Regions from separate parts of the Homo sapiens genome. Here region 1 is linked to region 2. A link is a contact called in ENCODE Hi-C or POLR2A ChIA-PET data. All regions are on one chromosome and are shown on one strand. Each heading gives the region's core, a stretch centred on a gene start or an enhancer-like site at or near the end of the contact. The rest is flanking DNA. Distances are from core to core; before and after follow the strand shown. Region 1 overlaps MCTP1 (multiple C2 and transmembrane domain containing 1). Region 2 overlaps MCTP1 (multiple C2 and transmembrane domain containing 1).

Region 1 (2,924 bases), core at 80-2,579, 150 kb before region 2:
ATTGTTTTGTTTAAGGAGGCTAAAATAGGACCCCAATTACTCTAGCTTGTATGGTTTCTGCTAAGAAATCTGTTAGTCTGATAGGTTTTCCTTTATAGGTTACCTGATGCTTTTGCTTCACAGCTTTTAAGATTCTTTCCTTCATCTTGACTTTAGATAACCTGATGACTATGTGCCTAGATGATGATCTTTTTGTAATGAATTTCCTGGATGTTCTTTGAGCTACTCGTATTTGGATATCTAGATCTCTTGCAAGGCCAGAGGAGATTTCCTTGATTATTCCCTGAAATGTGTTTTCCAGACTTTTAGATTTCTCTTCTTCCTCAGGAACACCACCAGTTATTCTTAGGTTTGGATGCCTAACATAGTCCCAAACTTCTTGGAGGCTTTGTTCATTTTTAAATATTTTTTGTCTTTGTCTTTGTCAGATTGGGTTAATTCAAAAGCTTTGTCTTTGAGCTCTGAAGTTCTTTCTTCTGATCATTTTATTCTATTACTGAGACTTTCCAATGCATTTTGCATTTCTCTAAGTGTATCCTTGATTTCCAGAAGTCGTGATTGTTTTTTATTTATGCTATCTATTTCACTGAAGATTTTTCCTCTCATATCGTGTATCATGTTTTTGATTTCTTTAAGTTGGAGTTCACGTTTCTCTAGTGCCTCCTTGATTAGCTTAATAATGGGCCTTCTGAATTCTTTTTCTGGCAATTCAGAAATTTTGTCTTGGTTTGGATCCATTACTGGTGAGCTGGTGTGGTCTTTTGGGGATGTTAAAGAAACTTGTTTTATCGTAATACCAGAATTATTTTTCTGGTTCCTTCTCATTTGGATAGGCTATGTCAGAGGGAAGATCTGGAACTCAAGTGCTGCTGTTCAGATTCTTTTGCTCCATGGGGTGCTCCTTTGATGTGGTGTTCTCCCCCTTCCCCTAGGGATGGGGCTTCCTGAGAGGCGAACTGCAGTGATTGCTTTTGCTCTTCTGGGTCTAGTCACCCAGCAGAGCCTACCAGGCTCTGAGCTGGTACTAAGGAATGTCTGCAAAGTGAAATAGACTCTGTGTGGGTCCTTGCTTGTATTTTTCTTTAGTGTGCTGGTTTTGTGTTGGTTGGCCTTCAGCCAGGAACACAAGAGTGCACCACTGCACTCTAGCCTGGGCGACAGAGCAAGACTCTGTCTCATTTTCCAGAGCGTATCAGCTGCAGCTGTATAAGCAGGATCAGGCAGTGGGTGGGGTTATAGAGCTCCCAAGAGATTATGTTCTTTGTCTTCAGCTGCCAGGGCAGGCAGAGAAAGACCACTAGGTGGGGACAAGGATAGGCCTGTCTGATCTCAGAGTCTCCTTGGGTGGGCCTTGCTGCAGCTGCTGTGGGGGATGGGAGTGTGGTTCTCAGCCCAATGGAGGTATGTTCACAGGGGGATTATGGCTGCCTTTGCTGAGTCACACAGGTCACCAGGGAAGTGGGGGAAAGACGGCAGTCACAGGCCTCACCCAGTTCCCACATAGCCTGCAGTCCACTTAGGAGCATGCTGACCAAAGTCAAGAGTTTCCCCATTCTCAAAACACTACAGAAATTTGATTTGTAGGCACTACATTTTTTTGCTTTCCCACCACCTCACTGACTGCTTTATCGTAATCTCTTTTACTAAATTTTTCCTATTTTACCTCTACAATTTGGGATCCCACCTGGTATAGTACTTAACTTCCTCCTGTTTTCTGTCTAGTAATTCCTTATATGATCTCAACCAGCTTGGGTTTTAAATAGACACAAGCAAAATTCCAATTTTGGTTACCAGTCAGTGTACATTAACTGTGGTAATTGCAATAAAGCACAACTGCTACCTCTTCAGTCCACAAATCACTATGCAAATAACGAATGTGCAACTTGATCAGTGACCAATCACGTTACTCCTTTCACTGCATGTCTGTTATTCAGCTCATGCACAGATGGCAAAGCATATAGCTATGTTTCTTGTCGCTCAGTGATATAACTGGATAATAGAGCTTTTAAGATACTACTCTTAATGCTTAATGTTTTTTTAATGCTCCAGATAACCGTGATTCTCTTGGGGACTTAAATGAAAATGTGAATATTTGCTTTCTACCATTAAACATAACTTCATTAATCCAGCCAATGGATCATAGAATTATTTCAACTTCTAAATCTTAGATGGACTTTCAGACAGAGTATTAAACCGGAGATCATACAATTTATCTGAGTTTTGTAAAAGCACATTGCCTTTGGAGTCTTCCCTACAGCTCTGCCTAGGGCCCAACTCATCAGATTTTGGACTCATTAAATCTCCACAATCACAGGAGCCAATTCCTTAAAATAAATCTCTTTCTCTCTGTGTGTATGTGGGTACATGTAAATATAAATATATAAATATAGATATAAAAATAAATATATATTTCTATGTATACACACCCTAATTCTGTTTCTCCGGATAACCCTAATATATATTATGTGTATATATTATGTATGTGTATTTCATGTCTCTCTCTCTCTCTCAAATTAGCTGGGCATGGTGGCGGGCGCCTGTAGTCCCAGCTACTCGGGAGGCTGAGGCAGGAGAATGGCGTGAACCCAGGAGGCTGAGCTTGTAGTGAGCGGAGATTGCACCACTGCACTCTAGCCTGGGCGACAGAGCAAGACTCTGTCTCAAAAAAAAAATGTAGGTATATATATATTTTTATTTTTTATATTTGAGACAGTGTCTCACTCTGTTGCCCAATCTTGGCTTACTGCAGCCTCGATCTCCCAGGCTCAGGTGATTCTCCCCACTTCAGCCTCCTGATTAGCTGGGACTACAGACATTACAGGCATGCACCACCATGCCCAGCTAATTTTTTGTATTTTTAGTAGAGACAGGGTTTTGGCATGTTGGCCAGGCTGGTCTCAAACTCCCGGACTCACAAAATCTAT
Region 2 (2,930 bases), core at 228-2,727:
ATACTAATTCTCCTAATCCATGAATATGTACAATCCTTCCTTTCTTGTGTGTCATCTTCAATATCTCCCATCAATGTTCTATAGTTTTTAATACACAGATCTTTCACCTTCTTGATTAACCTACTCCTAAGTATTTTTTATGATATTGTAAATAGGATTGTTTTCTTAATTTCTTTTTCAGATAGTTTGTTGTTGGCATATGGAAATACCACTGGTTTTTGTAAGTTGATTTTGTCTCCTGCAACTTTAATGAATTCCATTATCAATTCTAACAGTTTGGGATGGCATTTAGGGGTGTGTGTGTGTGTGTGTGTGTGTGTGTGTATTTGAATGCCTTTCATTTCTTTCTCTTGCCTAATTGCCTTGGCTAGGACTTCTAGTACTACGTTGAATAGGGGTGTTGAAAGTGGGTATCCTTGTCTTGTTTCTGATCTTAGAGGAAAAGCCTTCAAATTTTCAGTGTTGAGCATGATGTTAGCTATGGACTTGTCATATATGGTGTTTACTGTGTTGAGAAACAGTCCTTATATAACTAATTTGTTGAGAGCTTTTATCACAAAAGAATGTTGAATTTTGTCAAATGCTTTTCATATATCCATTGAGATTATAAGGTGGTTTTTGGCCTTGATTCTTTGAATATGGTGAGCCACATTTATTGATATGCCATATCGTTTTTAGACTCTTATCTCACTCTTTATACAAAAATCAACTCAAAATGGATTAAAGACTTAAGCATAAGACCTGAAATTGTAAAACTACCAGAAGAAAAAAATCAAGGAAAGCTCTGTGACATTGGTCTTGGAAGTGATTTCTTTGATAAGACCCCAAAAGCAGAGGCAACAAAAGCAAAAATAGACAAATGGGATTGCATCAAATTGAAAAGCTTCTGCACAACAAAGAAAACAATTAACAGGGAAAAGACCATCCGTAGATTAGGACAAAATATTTGCAAGTCATACATCCAACAAGGAACTAGTGTCCAAAATAGACGAAGGCACTAAAAATAACTGCACAGATCATTAACTTCTTATAACTGCTAAATTCTGTGAAAGTGCCATTTTCTTGGTTACAAAAAGCAGACCACAAGAGCAGACAACTTAGATATATCATTCAGGATATTTAAAATTTCAGAGGTGAACCAAGTTTGTTTTAGAGCTTTTAATATATGTGAGCCTAGCACTTCAGATACATATTTCCTAAGATATCTTTATGTTTGGAAGCTTCATGAACACTTTTTTAAAGATACTTTACAATAAAGAAATACACATTTATTTCTAGCATCCCTCCATAATCAGCCTGCTGATTTTCTTCTTGGAACCACTATAGTGGGCCTGAAAGGAGATGTCTCTCTAGATCCACTAAAGTTCTTGATGTTCTTTTATGGAGTTGGGCGATCCCTGGAGCTGACAGAGTGGTGGCCTGGAGTTGCTTCTCCTCTCATTTCTGCTGTCTACCGTGGGTGTCACCATCCTCCCAGGAGCGCAGCTCAAACTTCTGTGTGACTCACCCACTGTTTCCCACATCTTGTCAGTTGGCAAATTCAGTTGATAGAATCTCTTCAAACTCTCAAATCCATCTTTTGTTTTTGTTACCACTGGTCAGATCAAGCTCTTGTGACTTAAACTGAACAGTTGTAAATCCTTTTAAATAATTTCTAGAACCATGGGATTTCTCTACTCTCATCCCTCTTACAGAGGGAAAAGGCCAGGGTTTTGCTCATTGCTGAAATCTAAGCATTTGGCCCAGAGCATAAAACATGTAAGGCAGTAAGTGTGTGTTCACTGGAGCCTGGTTCTATTGTTTCTGTCTTCAAAAGCCTGTGATGGTTTCATGTTGCCCACAGAGTGAAACCTCCTTAGCTGGGCCTCACTGTATATCAGTCTTCCTTTCCACCTTATTTCTCATACAATCTAGTGATGCGCTTTTTGATGATTGCTTACCATCGGGCTCATGTTGATTTTTTCTGATGCTCCCTCCTTCCAAATCTTCACTTGTCAAAGTCCTGCACATATTTTCAGACCCTGCTCCATGGTTATCTTTATGAGGCCTCCTGAGAGTCTTCTCCCATCATAATTGATCCACTGTCCTTCTCTCCCAATGACTTCATACCTTCAGTATATTACAGTCAGTCTTTTATTATAGCTCCTGAATGGACAGGGTTTCATTTTAAGTGCTAATTTTTATCAGTTGGTAATGGCTGCCTAGAGCACTGTATTGAGAAGGATTCTAAGGGTATACCTGGGTTCCTCAAACAGGGTGCCAAAGCAGATTGGATGCATTACATGAGTGTAGGAGAAGAGAGAGAACAAACTGCCCATGGATTCGCCAACTTTATTTAGATTCCCATTGATGTTTCTACTCAGCTGGATCAGGTGCTCGTAAAGATATCTTTCTATCCTTGTAGCCTCTAGCATAATTCATTTTCAATTTGAAGCTTAAATACTCTATTCCATGATTTTAAAGGTTCATAATTTAAAATGACAAATATGACATTTGAGATAGAATGTGGTAATGGAAAATAAAGATATAAAGTGCTAGTGAAATGGTCCTTGAAGACTGGGTAGAAAGACACGGGAAACAAGAAGGGAAGGCAGCCCTGGTCAAGAGTGAAGGACGAAGATACAAGTTTTTAAAGTGTAAGTTCTATTCTGTTAAGGAAAAATGATCCAGAATTTGTGGAAGAGAAGTGAAGGCTCAGTTTATAATGATAGGCTTCAGTTAGGTTGGTGCAAAAGTAATTGCATTGAAAGTAATGGTAGAAACCACAATTGCTTTTGCACCAACCTAATATATCATGGGAGCTATGAGTGCCTTCCTAAGAAGTACGGGTATACTCAAGTATGCTGACATATGATAGATGGTTTTGAACATAATCATGATTGTACATTAGAGTGAACAAATTCACAGTGCCAAGTAGAGTCTACTCTGGA

What was found. Hi-C counts contacts between places; a loop is a spot of excess contacts on that map. ChIA-PET counts read pairs that join two places held with the same protein, here RNA polymerase II (POLR2A). Pooled maps may share reads with other maps.
Region 1: a map with no recorded cell type shows a loop between it and region 2 (2.9-fold over the local background). The contact joins two enhancer-like sites. A Hi-C loop is called at or near these places in 1 of 168 maps with a recorded cell type or tissue (endothelial cell of umbilical vein), 3 of 37 single-sample maps with no recorded cell type and 2 of 50 pooled maps. POLR2A ChIA-PET finds 5 or more read pairs at or near these places in 2 of 52 experiments (H1 and WTC11).

What each region holds. Positions count from the first base shown.
Region 1 is chr5:95,176,621-95,179,544 of GRCh38, reverse strand. All of the region lies in intron 1 of MCTP1 (multiple C2 and transmembrane domain containing 1), which reads left to right. All of the region lies in intron 4 of LOC105379085 (a long non-coding RNA gene), which reads right to left. Among named protein-coding and RNA genes, the nearest start is that of MCTP1, 110 kb to the left of the region's middle. Within about 2 kb of position 1,329, at least 2 of the 41 ENCODE cell types and tissues checked have a DNase peak (open chromatin) inside an H3K27ac peak, as active enhancers do.
Region 2 is chr5:95,022,043-95,024,972 of GRCh38, reverse strand. The region is part of intron 1 of MCTP1 (multiple C2 and transmembrane domain containing 1); the gene reads left to right. Among named protein-coding and RNA genes, the nearest start is that of MCTP1-AS1, 45 kb to the right of the region's middle. Within about 2 kb of position 1,477, at least 2 of the 41 ENCODE cell types and tissues checked have a DNase peak (open chromatin) inside an H3K27ac peak, as active enhancers do.